Linked DNA regions of Homo sapiens: region 1 is linked to region 2. Evidence: read pairs that join two places in POLR2A ChIA-PET (ENCODE). Cell type or tissue: MCF 10A. All regions are shown on one strand. Links, peaks and the distances in the headings refer to the core of each region. The heading gives the core; the rest is flanking DNA. Region 1 holds the start of PPP1R2C (PPP1R2 family member C). Region 2 has its middle 230 kb from the start of MAOA.

The links. ChIA-PET counts read pairs that join two places held together with the same protein. Peaks named below come from ENCODE experiments on the same cell type or tissue, not always from the same donor. Only the 100,000 strongest peaks of a DNase experiment are listed, where the experiment ranks them.
Region 1: POLR2A ChIA-PET joins it to region 2 with 7 read pairs; 2 of 35 experiments call an interaction of 5 or more read pairs at or near these places.

The regions. Positions count from the first base shown.
Region 1 is chrX:42,771,962-42,780,721 of GRCh38, forward strand. It overlaps PPP1R2C (PPP1R2 family member C), which reads right to left and starts at 6,202. Exons shown (of 1, transcript NM_025210.2): 1 at 5,405-6,202. The coding sequence starts at 6,118. The coding sequence ends at 5,510. In MCF 10A, for the core only: no CTCF peak of the experiment used is centred there; no DNase peak of the experiment used is centred there.
Region 2 is chrX:43,418,918-43,427,677 of GRCh38, forward strand. No RefSeq gene overlaps it. Among named protein-coding and RNA genes, the nearest start is that of MAOA, 230 kb to the right of the region's middle. In MCF 10A, for the core only: no CTCF peak of the experiment used is centred there; a DNase peak (open chromatin) is centred at 5,114.

The DNA of each region.
Region 1 (8,760 bases), core at 599-8,598, 650 kb before region 2:
CTGGTGTTGTTCTAAGCCCTCTCCATGTGTGACTTCATAAAATCCTCACTCCAACCCTATGAATAGGTAGTTTGGCATCTCACTAATGAGGAAGCTGAGGAGACAGAGACAGTGAGGGGACCATGAGTGCCTTCTCTTCTGTGACTCAGAGAAGATGAGGAATTCAGGGGTGGTGGGCTATCCCAGGTACATCACTGATCTTTGGTATTCTCTTACACCATCTTACACTCAGGTGTTACCAGGAGAGCAAGGTGTACTCTAGGCATCTTGAAAAGATAAAGTATCAGCCAGCAGATGTGTTGGGTGCTGGTCTGAGTCCAGGCTTTCTAAGAAACGTCATACTCTTCTGGAAGGCTTTTCTGAGTTCTAAATACAAGAGCAGCCTCCAGACCAACTCGAAAACATGCTTCAATCTGTTTTCAATCTAGGTTCCCTGTACATAAAGAGAGAGATCTTGTTGCTATATACAAACTTAGTCTCCCCTTGGCTTTATAAGCCCTGGGTGATAATTTCATCTCTGCTGCTAATGAGACAGAAAACCTCGCCTATAATGGGAAGCAGTTGGACTAAAGGGTCTTTAAGGCCTTTTCTAGCTCTAAAAGTTTTATGTTGCTATTAAAGTCAATAGTAATTAATAAAGGGAGTTCAGAAGGAAAAAAGAATCAAAAACACTCTGCAAATATAAAAGTGTCATGTGTTGCTATAAATAACTGAATGTGGTTCTTACCTGTGGTCTAGATTCACAAGACAAAATTAATTCCTTTCTTTTATAAACCTGGCTATGTCCTAGAAGTTTCAATGCATTTTAAAATTAAAATGGAGATTGGCTTTCCATCTAAATCCTGCCTGCTGTCCTCCCATTTCATCTCCTACTTTGCAGACTTAGTGATGATGAAAACACCAAGGACATCCTCAAAGAGAAGGTTATTTGAAGCAGCTGCCACTCAAGTCTTGCCCTTTGAGACTGTTATCTTTTCACTTTGTCTTCACCTGTGCCCCTCACAGCTCATGGAGCTAAAACTTGAGGAGCCTCAGGGAACAAGCTCTATTTGAATAGGTAAATTATAGACGAATTATAGAACACAATTTGACAGGAGGAAAAACTGCTCAAGTGCAACTTCTCAGTTCCGTTCTACAACATCTGTTGAGTACAAGACACTGTGCTTAGAGATGTCAGACACATGGGCACAGCTCCTATCTCCAAGAGGCCCTCAGTCCAGTGGGAAAAGAGAGATAGATTCAGAAATGTCAGAGAAATGATTGGTTTAACAGATGTAGAGAAAATGTGTGCAGATGAGAATAATAATAATAGCTATCACTTACTGAATACTTACCAAAAGCCTTGTGTTTTACTAGCACTTTTTTATTTAATCATTTCAACAACCAGAAATGGAAGGTATTGTTATAATTATCCTCATTTGATTGTAAGGTAACAGGCTTAAAGAGGTGAAATGCTTTGCCTCAAGTGACTCAGCTAATATATGGCAGAGCTTGAGTTCAAATCCAGATCTTTTTGACTTCAAATCCTTCACTGTCACTTACTGTACTTTTCTGCCTCCCCCAAGGCAGACACCCACTATTCTGACTTAGAAGTTTGCGGGATGAATTATACTGAATGTAGAAGACTGATTAAGACATGCAGTAAAAATAGGAAGACATATATTTTGGATAAAAGGAATAGCCCAAAGAAAGCTGAAGATATGGAAAAGTCCCAGGACTTTGTGGGTGGCAGTGGGAATGCCAACTCTACCAGTGCTGTGAGGAGCACAGTGTATAGCAAGATGTGGAGGAGGGACTACAGAAAGGGTTGCATTGGCGGGATGGGAACAGACTGAGTATAGCTGTGATTTCCATCTAGCAGCATACTTGTGAAAGTTTCTCAACAAATCTTTGTGTAGTTCTGACATTCAATGTAATGTATTTTTGCAAAATTGTATACACATCTCACACACACACACACACACACACACACACGCACACACATGAGTAGTGAGATCTGTCCCACAGAGTTGAGCTCAGCTAATTAAAAAGTTATATTGTAAAGCAGTGGTTCTCAAACTTGAACACTGGCCAGGTGCGGTGGCTCACGCCTGTAATCCCAGCACTTTGGGAGGCTGAGGCGGGTGGATCACCTGAGGTCAGAAGTTCGAGACCAGCCTGGTCAACATGGTGACACCCCGTCTCTACTAAAAATACAAAAATTAGCCAGGCATGATGCCACATGCCTGTAATCCCAGCCACTCCAGGGGCTGAGGCAGGAGAATCGTTTGAACCTGGGAGGCGGAGGTTGCAGTGAGCCGAGATGGCGCCATTGCACTGCAGCCTGGGTGACAGAGTGAGACTCTGTTTGTAAGGAAAAAAAAAAAAAACTTGAACATCCAGAACAATCCCCTGGAAAGGTTGTTAAAGCACAGAACGCTAGGCCTTAGCCCTAGAGATGCTGAATCAGTAGGTCTGGGATGGAGTCTGAGAATTAGGACTTCTAACCAGCTTCTGGGTGTTGCTTATGCAGCCAGTCTGGGGGCCACACTGCATGGCACTGATGTAGAGCAGGGTGTGACTCTGCTGTGAGTGCAAGGTAAGAGGTTCAGCACTTGAATATTATAGCCATAAGCTTCCTGTAACCCATGTCACACATATGTGCTCCTCTCTCCCTCTTTGTCCCTCTGTGCTGTTCGGTTTCAGGCCCTACTCTGCAGCGATAGTGGTCTTTCAAAAACATGAGTTTGATTATGTCACTATTCTGTTTAAAAATGGTGGCTCCCATTGCCTTTGTGTGGCATGTGAATCCTTTCATAGCCTTTCTTTCCTCTTTAGTCCTATGCATTCTCCCATAGAGAATACCTTGCAGCTCCCCAAAGGAACTACATCTCCTTACCTACATCTGGAATGCTAACTTCTATGAGTCTACCTCTCGTCACTTGGTTAAATTTCATGTCTCCTCTAGGTCTTATCCTCGATATCAACTCCAAGTGAAGGCCTTTCAAGACCTTAGGTGATGTCCCTCGAGGACCTCTGTAAAGCACTCTTGCACAGTATAGAAATGACCTGGTGACATGGCTGAGCTCTCCCATCCATAAACTGGTATCTCCTTGAAGGCAGGCACAGAGCCTTGGCACCTAGTGTATAAATAAATAATTTAATAAATTATAACATGATGTTATGTGAGATCTGGCAAAAATAAACCATTATGTCTGTTCTTCCTAAAGCAAAGGATTGTGTGCTTTCTTAGAGCCTGAGCTACCATGATAAAAACTCGCTCACAAATAGCATGAGAAAATGACAACATGCCATTAGTAACCCAGAAGAAGCTGTATGTGTTTTTGTATTTTTTTCATCTGGGCTTTAGAAACCACAAAAGCAACTGTTTTGCCTCCACAAAGAACATATTTTTAACAGCACACTTTCCCAAAAGGATACTCCTCCCTCTGTTGCATTTTGATCTATCCTGATTTAATTTAAAGTTTGAAGATGGCGTCTGACCTTATCTATCAGTGGCTGAGCCGTTGTCTCATGGAAATGCAGTTTGAAACTCATTAATAGGGTAGCCTGTATATTATAACTTAGAAGCTCTGGGTTATCACTGATGCTTGCAATTGCTATGGAAACCGGGTTCATATGCACCTTTCAAAGAGTCTGCTTTAAAACAGGAAAAAAAGATGAAGAAAAAGAAGGCTTTGTGAAAGAATAAGATATTTTGTACCCAGCATGGATAAGCAGGTTCAGTGATGCAAAAATGCTCTGCCTACACAATGATAAAAACAATTTTTTACCTTTTTCAGGAGCTAATAATGTATAACCTTGTCTTAGAGAACTGTGTTTATACTGGTAGAGAAGAATCCTCAAGGCAGCTTTCCCCAGTGCCCACACATAGACACACAAACACAGACACACACCCACAATTTTCAGTTTTCCCCAGACTTTTTGCAATCTGCATTCTTAATTCCTCCAAAGGCCTCTGCACATGCAGCTTTGGCTGCTAAAGCCCACCCAGTGTGGACTGGCTGAGAGCTCAGTCTCTTCTGCTTCCCCTTAAATGTGTATTGAATGTTGCATCTGTCTCTTATGGGCTGAATTTTTCAATTATAAAATGATAGTGCTAATTGGATCAAGTTTCTTATTAAAAATTCTTGGATGTATTCCTCCCCAAATTTGGGTTTTGGAGGCTTCATCCCTCATCTCCTTGCCCACATTTCTCCCTAATAACCTAAGTGTGGTATTGTGTTAGGTAAACAATAGTGTATCATCTTGTGGAAAATGATTCTTTAGACACACCTCCCTCCCTCATGTAGAACCATGTGTTACTCCCTCCAATGTTTTCATCTGCTTATCTCCCCACTTGTGAGTCATCTATTATTTTTCCTTATCACTTCTGCAACCCCATTCCTCCCCTAACTGTAGCCAAATGTGAGCTGGGTTTCCTTCTCTTCTGAGCAAGAACAGGTCACGAGGGCTGAGCTTTCTGTCTTCACCTTCAGACAGAAGGAACTTGAAAGAAAGAAGAACGCATCTGCAGGCAGCTGTTCACTCCGCAGGCATCTGGAAACCACTTCTTTGCATTCAAATAGTTATGTAACCCCACATGTTGGAAGGCTGAAGAGACCATCATACTCAAAATGGAAATGACACTGTTGCAACACATAGAATATCTGAGAGAAGAAAGGGTTTCTAATGTCTTGACTATCTATGATATTCCATAAAGTTAAGGGATTGATGTGCATGGGCTGGGAGGACTGAGGAACAAAGGACAGAGGTTGAGGTAGGTACAAAAAGGGTCTACTAACTACTTTAGAATTTGAAAAAACTATTGATACCAAATCTGCCCACCCTCTGTACAAAAAACAAAACAGCCATTGGTGCAATTTTAACCTGATAATGCATGAAAAATGGCTATTTTTGACGAGAAAAAGTTCAGTCATTTCCTTGTAAACCAAAGAAAATTAAGAGAAACTGTCAAGTTACTACAAGAAAATTCAACAAGAACTCTTATAATATATTCCCTCTCAATTAAACAGCAAATCACCCTAATGTGTTTTTCAGCCTGAATATTTATCAGCCTAGATAATCTACTTTAACAATTATGTTTTGCATTTTTAACAAAACCTTTTCTGCAAAAGTTAGTATAACTAGAAGTGAATATAAATTAGTTACCTTTCAAGTCTTTAACATATTAAAAAGCTATAGAATATATACATTAACCCATGGTTTTATAAAAGGAATATGGCTTTATAAAATTAAAAGCAATATCAGGATCTGTATTTGTGTTAAATAATTACAATAACATCAAGCAGACATTTCCCACTTAATCTATGACTCTCTAAGATTACCATTTAATTCTGCATTACAATTTAACTAAGTAATTTAGTACTCGACGCATGCGCTACAGAAAACAAGAAGCAGTGTATTACAGTAACAAGGTTTGTATTTCACAAACAATTGCAAGGGTGAAGCAGATATCTTCTAAGCGTCACATATTCACAAACAATTGCAAGGGTGAAGCAGGCATCTTCTAAGGGTCGCATGACTGGGTTTGCAGTCCACCGGTCAGAGGAGCTTCCTCTGATTCTTCCGCAGCAGTCTTCTCTTCGTTCGTGCCTTGTGGCGTTTCTTCGTTTTCATTATCTTCACTTTGTAGCTCTTTCCACATTAATTGTCTAGCTAATTTGATGTTCAATTCTTCGTTGTAGTGAAGCCTTCTTCTCATTTCGAACTGCCGCTTTTTCTCCTGTTTGTGGAGGAGGATTTTTCTCATGTAGGCCTCACTGCTCTCTTGCTCGTCCACCTCACAGCTGTGGTCGGAAGCATCGGTGGCTTCCTTTCCTTCGACACCACGCACTGAATCTTCTCCTTCGACATCGCGCACTGAATCTTCCCCATTATCTTGCACACTCATGTAGGAAGTGCCGGGCTCATTTGCCTTCATTAAATCGTAATCTCTGTACGTTGCGCGGTGTGCCGCAAGGATGCTTGATTCGTCCCACTTTTGGGATTTCTTTCTCTTCACATCTTGAATAGTCCCTCCAGACTGCTGACCGGAAGTCGCCACCGAGGAACCCGACGAGCTTTTGTTTTTCAGGATCCCCTTGATGGGCCGGTGCGAGGAGGTGGAGGCTGACATTTTGCGGAGAGAAGGGCTGCGAGAGAGTTGGGCCGCTGAGTAGCCGTCCACCGCCCTCCAGTCTGAAACTGCAGGGCGGTCTGTGTGGGCAACAGGTCCCAACGCCCTAGTTAAAGCACCAGGGCCCTGGTGTCACAAAGGGCGCTGCGTATGACGTCACTATGGTCGCCGCCTCCGCCACCGCTGCCGTAGTTGCTACGGTTACCGCTATGGTTACCGCTACCGTTGCAGTCACCGTTGCCGCTACCGCTGACGTCACCGCTACCGTTACAGCTACCGTTGCTTTTGCCGTTGCCGCTGGCTGTACCGCTGACGTTACCGCCTCGTGGCCCATGCTAACGTCATTTTTTTTCTCTTTTAACGGAAAATAAGGTAGGAAATACCCTTTGGTTGTACATGGAAAGGGGAAGCATTGTTTTAGAAACTTCTATACACCCTGTCTGCCCACAGGAAAGCTATGTAAAATATTTCTCATTGTGGGTCACTGTCAAAACTTTGAAAGCCACGACTTTGGTTGGAAAGATGAGAGGCCTCAGCTAGAAGGTGATGACCTTCTGCTCCTCCCTCCTGTGCCCATCCACACTCTCCCTCCACCACGCATACCTTGGTCCTCCTCTCTTCTCCCTGTCTTGGTGAATGACCCCAACATAGAGCTAATTATATCAGCTGGGAATCTGCGTGTCCTCCTCAGTCCCTTCATGTTGCCCATTCTCCAATCCAGCCCTCGGATGTGACCTAAATATTTCAAGAGGCTTATTTGATCTCTTCTGCCACCACCGTGTTTCAAATCACCATTTTCTCTTATGGCAACTTCACTCACAGTCATTGAACTGGGCCCCCAGTATCTCCTCCTCCTGCTGTCCAATCTCTTATCCACGGTCAAAACACCCATCAGATCTTCTTCATCTCTCTTTCAAACCCTTCAACGGCTGCCCACTGTTCTTGACATAAAGACCCAAATTCAGAAGAGGCTGAAAACAGCTGTTATGATATGCTCAGTTTACTCACGTGTCTATCTGCAGCCTTCTCCCCTTAAATTCTTCCCACTCTACCTCCAGCTTTCTATTCTGATCTTCCCATTGTGGGAGCATTCATGAACCTTCCTGTCCAAGAGGTTTTTTTTTTTTTTTTTTTTTTTTTTCCAGGTTCTTCATGCAGCCTGGAGCACCCTTTCAGATTTCAGTTCAATCATCATTGACTTTCAGAGGCCATTTCCTGACCCCCAACAGCAAATAGACCTCGCTTTGCTTTCATGGTGTCTCTTATTCTCTGTGACAGCATTTTGAGTCATTTGTAATTTCTTATCTGTGTACACTAGATGACAAACATCAAAACATAAAAGGAAGTGACAAAGATTCTCTCCTTTGACCAAACTTTAATCAGGCTCCTCTAAGCCCTCTGCTCGACTAGGCCTAAACTTGGGCTTGTAGAATCCAGTTTGAGCAAGAATCCTACTAAGTTAATTTAGTGAAAATTCCCCACCACTGATAACTGACTTCCCTGAGTAGCTGATCAAATTCCTCATGCCCCACACTAGATATCTTGTCACCCTGTTGGGTCAGTCTAGCAAGAATTCCCCTTAGCCCTGATGTTTCCTTTCAGTAATTTTCTATTCACTGAGTCTCCATCCTGCCCTTTACCTATTCTTGTTGGAGTGGCAGTCAATGCCAATTTTATTCCCCTACACGGACCCCATTGCAGTGGTTCGTGTATCTACTGTGATAGTCCTCCATGGAATAGAGTCTTTCTTACCATCTTTAACAAGTGTCATGAATAATTTTTTTAACAGTTGTGTTGGCTGTGACTCAGATAAGATCAGATTCACCATTGGACCCCTGGAGCTCTCATCCAGAACCTGAAGTATGCACCTTTGAAACCTTTGTCTTCACTCTTGGCTGACTGATCAGGAATCCATTGGTAAGCCCAACTCTTGAGCCAGTGCTCCAGATGGCAGTCTGTTGAAGCATGGTGAGGATACATTTTGATTCTTATGATTCTGAGTATACTCTCTGAAGCTGCGTTAGAGTCTGAAGCTTTTTATGAAAGGCACCTGAGCTTCCTGCACTCCAGCCTGGGTGACAGAATGAGACCCTGTCTCAAAAAAAGGAAAAGAAAAAGAAAGAGAGAAAGAAGGCACCTGTTGGGCTGGAAGTCTTTCTTCCTGGCTCTTTGTTTGGAATGGAGTTATATATATTCTCTGATTCCTGGGCCTGGTCCTGGCTAGAAAATTCTTCCTGTCTCCCACCCTTATTTAATTACTTCCTGGCTCCCTGGCCTGGAATATTTTCCTGACTCTTTTGTTTCAAGTGAGGATCCACTCCACAACTACTGGGCTGGAAATTTTATTTTTTCTGGCTCTTTGTGAGGCCTCTCTTTATAGAAATTGTTCAGTTGTCTGAAACTCCTCCTCTTGAACCCATGCTGAGGCCAGCTCTGTCTACTTCCTTTCTTATTGGCATGATTTTGCTGAGGATTATTTGGAACTCCAGTGGCCTCTTTGAGGAACTTGAGATCTCCTCAAACTGGCTCCTCTATGGTCTCTTCCTTCCCATTGCTTCTTCCTCTTACCACCTTCAATCCTCTCTTCAGCTCCCTTGAATTCTTTGATATGTTCCCCTCAAACCCCTGCCTGCTCCACTTCT
Region 2 (8,760 bases), core at 448-8,447:
TTTCTCATGATTTTATTGAGGTTATGCATTTGGCAGTATGGAGTACCATAGAGTTGTTGTTCTCTTTTTTGTGTATCTTATCAGGGCACACATGAGGTCAATATATCTTATAACTAGTGATGGTCACCTTGATCACTTGGTTGTGTGTCTGTAGCATTTTTCCTCCGTGAGGCTACTATTTTTCTCTCTGTAATTAATAAATATCTTAGAGGAGCTATTTCAAGACTGTGCATGCCCAAATGTGGTAGTTGTTGCCTCCAGAATCTAAAAAGGCTGATTTCCAATGTATTTTCCAGAGACTCTATATTAACATCTATAATAGACAGCTCACTGCTAAGCAATAATCTCTTTGTCTAGTCCACATATCTGGGAGCGCCTTTAGAGCAGGTTGTGTCTTTCTCTGTCTATTGCTGTGGCTTACTTAGCATGGTCCTTAGTTTATTGAAGCTACTTTCTAGCTGTATGACCATGTGCCTCACCAACAACTACATTTGGGCATGCTGTTTAGCCCCATTTGCCAACATACCCACAAGGCTGCCAGTTTCAAGTGTGTTTTCTAGAGCAAGAAAGGGCTTTGCAGCATATGCAGGTTGATATATTAGCTTCACTGTTACTGGGGCCTTGTGAGCCAGCAAACTTAAGGGAATTTGAAAATGTCTGTGGCAAATAGGGATTGTATATGGAATCACTAAAAATCTCCCCTAGGATTACTGTGAGAGTTAAAGGAGTTAATGCATTTGAAGTGCTTAGAAAATGGACTGGCACAAAGCACCAAATCAATACATATTAGCTTTTATTTATTATTATTGAAGGTGCTCTTTACAATCTTGTTGAATGAATGGATGAATCAATGACTAAGAGCAAGACAAAAACTAGAAAGCAAAGAAAAAGGGCCTCATTCTTGGGTGATGTCTAGTAACTACACCAACTAAGTTTTATAGTGCTGCATGGACTTGAAAATATTGGTTCTCAATTATACAAATAGTTCAGTCGTGTACCAGTGATTCCTAACTAGCAACAATATATGATGCATTATCAGTAATATACATTTATACATGGTGATGATTAGGTTGCTATTGTTTTAAAATTTCAGAAAAAAACTATACTTAGTAATGCTTTCTCATTACTGAAGGGTTCTACTTACTCTGTAGAAAGAACTCTCTCTAACCCACTGTTCCAGAGAATTGCTGGACAGCAGACAACAGCAGAAGCTAATCAGAGTGTCAAGACCAGGAAGACTTTTGGAGCAGTGGTCTCTAAAGTGGGATGCTTATACTCAAGGGTGATACACTTGGAGAGAATACACTTGGAGGAGGGAAGTGTATTAGTCCATTTTCATGATGTTGTGAAGAAATACTCAAGACTGGGTAATTTATAAAGGAAAGAGGCTTAATTGACTCACAGTTCCACAGGGCTGGGGAGGCCTCAGGAAACTTATAATCATGGGGGAAAGGGAAGCAAACATGTCCTTCTTCACATGGCTGCAGGAAAGAGAAGGGCCAAGCAAATGGGGGACCCCTTATAAAGCCCTCAGATCTCATCAGAACTCACTCACTATCACAAGAACAGCATGAGGGTAATTGCCCCTACAATTCAATTACCTCCCACTGGGTCCCTCCCACGACATGTAGGGATTATGGGAACTACAATTCATGATGAGAATCGGATGGGGACAGAGCCAAACCATATCAGGAAGAAATATTAGAATTTCAAGTTATATTGATGTATGAATTAAAAAGCAGAAAGCTCTACCATTATTTACTATAAGGCATCCTTATTTGATCCACAAATCTAGAGTCATGGGTCGCTCATGGTTCAGTGCCTCTCTCATCAGACTGCATAATGTAGCATGTTACAATAGATTGCTGTTTACATCTACACAGTTAAGAAAATTAATGGCTCATATAATCTGGTTTTAGCTAAACAAACCGTCATAAAGTGGTTAAGGGTCTAGAAATTATTTCTGCCAGATGGATGGATGGATGGATGGGTGGATGAATGGATAGACAGATAAACAGGCAGAGACAGACAGATAGATTCATCAAACACGATTTTAAGGTAACACTAATAATGTAAGCTCAAGCAAACAAAAATAAAAAGGCAGGGCCAAAACTTCTACTCCTAGTACAAACTCTTCTTTGGACAGTAAATGAGATTTTAAAAAAACAAACAATGAGGATTTACTCAGACTTGCCCAGAAGCTAACGAACTTGTAAGATTAACAATGAGATTATTTGAAATATGAATTCACATATACAATTATTAACAATAAACATCTCCCAAAGTGTCTATTTTATATTATAGCCCTTGTGAAGGATGATTTCAACCATGGCAATAACGAAAACCAAAGACATAATTGAACTAAACCTTGAGCTCAGTTCTGAATCACTGTATTATAATATTATCCTGAAATTTCAGAATTATTCAAATTTGTAATGAAATTCCTTAACTCTAGGAGTGTCTAGAGAGACTCATTATGCATAAATGCATTCAATTTAGCAAATTTAGAAACAGTTTAAATATTAAAAAATAGAGAAATGGACAGTAAATTATAGCATTACCATATAACAGAATATTATGCAGATATTTAAAATCACAGTTCTTAATACCTATGTATCTATGTTGAAATACACTTACCACATTTGTAAACAAGCAAATTTAGCAGTATAAAAATGTTAATATTATAGCTATAAAATTTCTTACAGACAAATAATATTAAAAACAAAAAACAGTTTATTTGGAAATTAAAGGATTATGGATCATTTTATTTATTATTGTTGTCATTGTTATGGTTACACTGTGCATGGTTTAAGACAGAAAAACAAGTAAAAATCATGAAATTAAAAGGAAATTGAACTGTATCATGAACCTAATCTGTCAGCTTTATAAAATGTGCTGCAGCTGAAAATAGAGTATATTCAACAATCAGAGAGTTATATAAATGCACAGGTTTATCCTTCAGTTACTAATTCCCCAAGGGTAGCATCTCCCTTACAGAGTGTTTTTCACAGATCCTCTTTTTGTTTCCAAGTGGAAGTGAACCATTTCTTCCATTACTCTGAAATCCTTAATTTTCCCAACAGGAAATTTCCTGGGGCTATTCTTTTTTTAATTTTTCTCCTTTCCTTCAGTTGTCCCTGTTCAGTCTCTTAGTCTCCTTTGCAGCCATTCTTCCTTTGTCCATTCCATAAAATCACTGCTCCCTGGGGTCCTGTTCTTGACAGTCTTCTCTTTTCACTCTATACCCATCCTAGGCAAACCCATTAATTTCTGTGGATTCATTCACCATGTGGTTGTATGCTAATGACTTTTAAATCTGTTCCTCCAGACCTCTCTCTATATATTTCATCTGGTTGCCTTACAGGTTACTCCAGTGTAATAGGTCTAAAGCTGCATTCATTTATCACTGTGCCTATCTCTTCCACCCTTCTCCCTCCATCCTCTGCATTGCTTATTTGTGTGAAAGGTGACATTACCCCTGCCCCCAGCCATCACAGATTACCAGTTTTACTTAAGTTTCCAAATCTAATCAGTCACTAAGACAAGACAAATGTACCTCCATGATATATCCTGAATCTATATTCCTGTCTATGTACTCCCCACCATTACCTATGTTACTATAGTAATATAAGTATGCGTAACTTCTGTTATAGTAAGCCATATCTTAACTAGTGCCTCTACCTTCATACCTTTCCCACTCCAAACCAGTTTCCAAACTTTAGCCAGAGTAATCTTTGCAAATGCAAATCCTTACATATCATATTCAACCACACAATGCTCAAATGACTCCCTACAACCTACAGAATAGAGTTTAAACAGCGCAGCCTAAGAAGAATGTCAGCCCTACTTCAATTTTTAATCAGCCTCCTCTCATACCATCCCTTGTTGTACTGCAGGCTCCAGCCATTTTGAAATATGAGAAACCCAAACATTTTCCTATGGCTGGGCAGCACAAGTCCTCTGCCCGGGTGCCCTTCCATACAGCCATTTACTCGGGAAATCCTTACCTACTACAGGGCCACCCCACCTCATCCTCAAAGCCACTCCTTATTTCTCAGTTTGGGTTGGCTGCCTCTCCTCTGTGGTCCCACAGTATCTTACTTTTATCCTTATGTTTATCACAACAAACACATCCATTTATTTGTCTGGACTTTTCCCACTAGATGGCAAGTACCTGGAGAGTAGGGAGTGTGTCATTTCTTGTTGCCAGTGCATCCCAGAACTTAGCTCAGAGACTTAGAGACAGACAAACAAGAGACTAGTGGTTATGGAAGTGGGGAGTCTCTCCTTTCCCTGAGGGCTTCTGAGAGATGAGTAACTTTTCTGCACTCTGCACTTTTCCCTATGAAAGCAACAAGGAGGACTAGCTACATGCAAATTTGAGAGGTAACTCTTCTGTCCCCACATATCTCCCCTCACACTTTCCTGTCCTAAGCACCCAGGTCTTGCATGTTCTCTGATTCCTCCAGCCCATGGTGATCTGCTCTAGTCTGGCTATCACATTAAAAAACATCTGAGGCCAGGCGTGGTGGCTCACGCCTGTAATCCCAGCACTTTGGGAGTCCGAGGTGGGTGGATCACGAGGTCAGGAGATCGAGACCATCCTGGCTAACATGGTAAAACCCTGTCTCTACTAAAAAAAAATACAAAAAAAAATTAGCCGGGTGTGGTGGCAGGCGCCTGTAGTCCCAGGTACTCGGGAGGCTGAGGCAGGAGAATGGTGTGAACCAGGGAGGCGGAGCTTGCAGTGAGCTGAGATCGCACCACTGCACTCCAGCCTGGGCGACAGAGCGAGACTCCGTCTCAAAAAAAAAAAAAAACAAAAAACAAAAAACAAACAAACAAAAAAAAAATCTGGGAGCATCTATGATATACTGATACAAGATTGATTTCCAGGAGAAGTTGTGTTTTGATTGGTAACAATGTTTGATTTAGAAGAATGAATCCTAAGTAGTAGTAGTATTTCAAAATTTTTGACAATTATGTGTTGAGAAGGGCATGGTTGAAAACACTGCTCTAAATTCTTGTGACATTTTCAATCAAGAGGTTGAGTCCTTTCCCTTGAATCTGGGTGGACATGTGAACACTTACAGAGTGATGCAATGTTTCTTCTAAGCCTGAGTCATAAAAGGTCATGCAACTTACAACAGGTTCTTTAAACACTCAGTCTCTAGACATCCCTCTTAGGATGTTTCCTCTTGGATCCAACTGCCATGGTGTAAGAAGCTCAAGCCCATGGAGAGGCCATGTGTAGTGTTCCAGTTGATAGCTTCAGATGAGCTAGGCTTTGAGTCATCCCAGCCCAGATGTCAGGTATGTGAGTGAAGAAGCTTCCAAATTATTCCATCCCTAGCCATTCAGTTCATCCCTAGTCATTCAAATATTTCCATTGGGGGCTCTGTGTATGGTGTGGCACAGACAAACCATCCCTACTCCGTCCCATATGAACCCCTGACCCACAGATTCTGTGAGCATAACAAATTTTGTTGCTTAACATCACTTAGTTTGGGGTGGTTTGTCACATAGCAACAGTGGAGATGGGGAATTACAGGGCAGGAGGCAGATCTCTATGCCTCTCATATCGTACCACAAACATCAAATCTGATCCCATAGAACAGTGGATTTCTAAGATCCCACAGAGTACCAAGGGAAGAAATGCATTTCAAGAGCTATGGAGGTAAATTTTAGCTAACACTGAGAAATTGGCTCTTTAGCAAGCTAGGGGATGGGGGTGGGGGCAAAGGCTTATGTGTAGGTTTTCCCAATATTCATGGTGCAAATACTCTGCCCTAATCAATTTCAGGCTATGAACATTTGCAAAATTCCAGAAAATTTACAAATCAGCACTCATGAGCCAAAATAGATAGGCTGCAACACAACACTGGGACCATGACACTCTGGTGACTCAGTTGCCTCTTTCATACTCCTCAGCTTACCCTTAACCATTCCATGATATCTGAAAAGAACCATATCGGATACCTGGGATACCTGGAAATCTGTGGTTCTTCATAATAGTAGGAAACCAGAAATTAAAAGGAATAAGATATAATGGGTTGGCCTTGGGTTCATTTTTCTGCCAACTATGTCACCATCTTAATTTAACAAACTATACTCCATGAACTTCTGGAACTTCATCCAGAAAATATTTAATAAAAAGTAAGTCAGACATGGCGGTGGGCACCTCTAGTCCCCAACTACTCAGGAGGCTGAGGCAGGAGACCTCATCTCTAAAACAAACAAATAAAAACAAGCAAACAAACACTTAAAAAAAAGAGTACTGTCCTGGCAAGGGCCCTTTATTGTAGCCATCAATCAGGTTCTAGCTGTTTTAAATAGAAAAAAAGATATAGATGTTTAAGGAGTTTTCAGAATCTCCAGAAAGACCAGGGAACCAGGTTTGAATGCTACAAAATGAGAAACAACAATAGCCAGGAGACACACCTAATCAAATTACAGGATTCCCTTAGCAGAAACTTCATTAGTATCTTGCCTGCCACAAATTTGTATGATACCAGAGCTGAATCAGGAGAATCAAATGCCTCCACTTCAGATAAAACTGAGCTCAAATCCTGGAAACTAGACTTACCAGCACTGTCTTTAAATAATTTATATAATGTATTGAGTATCTTTTGCATATCTTAAATGGGGACAATCTTTTATCAGACATATCTTTTGGACTTCCTCAAATTTTCTTCTCTTCACTTGTCTCTTGATCTCATCTACTGGCTTCACTTCAGCTGCCTTTGTAGCCAACTGTGGCAGCCATGGAGGTACACTGCTCTGATCTCCCTTTGAGAAAGAACTTGCTGATGGGCCTCAAGGAACGCAGTTAGGTGACATTGTCCAAGTGTTAGCACTCCAGCTTTCGAGCTGAGACCATGCTCTTCCTTGGAGGCCCTTAGCCAATGTCTGAGCATGGTAGGCAAGGCCCTGGCTATTTTGAGGATTGGCTGAGACTTTGTCAGATCTGCACCAGTTCATGGCTCTCCCTCCCCCTTATCTTATTCCTCCCACTTGCCTTTCGCAGGTGTCAGTTCTACATTATGGTCTGAAAGCTTTCTCTGCCTGATCCTTCTTTTCGCTTCATTCATTAGGAATTGCACCTCCAATAAACCTCATGCACTCCTAATTCCATTTCAACATCTGCTTCCTGAAAGACTCAGTTGATATACTGACCAACTTTATGAAGCTGATAAATCACATTTTTGTAGTTTGGCTCCTTCAGCCACTTCCATACTCCAGTGAAGTGCCACACCAGAAGGAGCAGAATCTGGCATCCAGAGCACCTACTACAAGGGCTTGATGAAACAACCTGGAGGAATGAAGGAGTTAAATCCTGCTGACCCTCAGGGCAAATGTTAACCAATGGGAGACAGAAGACTAAGTCAGGCAAATATATTTCCTCTCCTTTTCTCCCTCTGAAGCAATCTTCTAAAACATGGTTTCTCCATACAGCTTGTGAAAAGATACCCCCCATATATGACTGGGTGGACATGCTGAGCAGTCAGTCAGCTGTGTCTCTTCAAGGCTTGTGATGAAACAGTGGCCAGTGAAATAATAACTCTCTTTGCTTGTTTCCTAGCCTTTCCTGTCTGTTGGACATTTCCCTCACTCTCACTGCCCTGAGAACACCTCTTCCAAATGAAGCATTAGCCCCTTAATCCTTGCTCAATGCTCTGTTTTCTAGGGAACCCAGCTAATAAAAATACTCTCTGTATTACAGAGTTGTTAAGAAGGTTAAATTAGATAACATTCCTAGTATAGGCCTGGAATGCAAGAGGCACTCAATAATATCTAGCTTAATATTTGTTTGGCTGTCCTCCAGGCAGGAGGATAGGAGCTAGAATGAGAGAGTGAGGGCTTTGGAGTCCACATAGAATGCACAAGTAGTGATTCCAGCTTCTCTCCGCCCTGTCTGTTCTGAAACACCGTGAGTTGCATCACTGCATGGCAAACTAAAGTCCAGGGCTTTAAACCCCCGTGAAAACAAGACTTCTCCATATGGGGACCCTGTGACGGCACACACACAGTCATCTGCAGTATTAGAGGGTGGGGGAATTTTCTTTCTGAGCCAGAAAATTAGCTTCTTTATTGATTACCTTGTGCAGTTGGAGTAGAATACTTCTATATGTGGAAATGCTCTATGAATCCCTATATTGTATCTATAAACCATACACAGTTTGTGGGATGCCACATGTGCATTTAGGAGAAATGATCCAAAGTTAGCATTTATTCTAGTTCAAGCACTAGGAAACCAAAGATCAACGTGCTTTTTAGAACAGAAGGCTTGACTACTAAGGGTATATGCTATCTGCATCTGTTTCTAATTGGCATGTGTGATTCAGGTGCATGAGAGTAGATAGCTGAGGAAAGACTAGAGCAGTTCGTCTCTCCCAGACACTATATAGATTTGCCTCCCCTGGGGTTAATTTCTGTCTTGTCTCAGGACTATGGAGCACTCAGTGAGAGGTGACTGCAGAAATAATAGGTGAAAGCAGCAAGTGAACAGGCTACTACATTATCTCTGTGCATTTGTGAAGCACTCATTGTAGAAAGATAAGTTGGGGCCACTTTTTATTAGTTTGTTCCCCCCAGCAATTTAGGTAGAAAGCAACTGTTAGAAAAAGAATCAAATAGTTCCCACTGTCGTGCCTGTTCAAAAGACAGAAAGGTTAGCTCTATGTTTCTCAAAATGAAATCTATGGACCCCCTGTATTAGAATCCCTGGGGTGGTCCAGATGATCCCTTTCAAACAAGCAC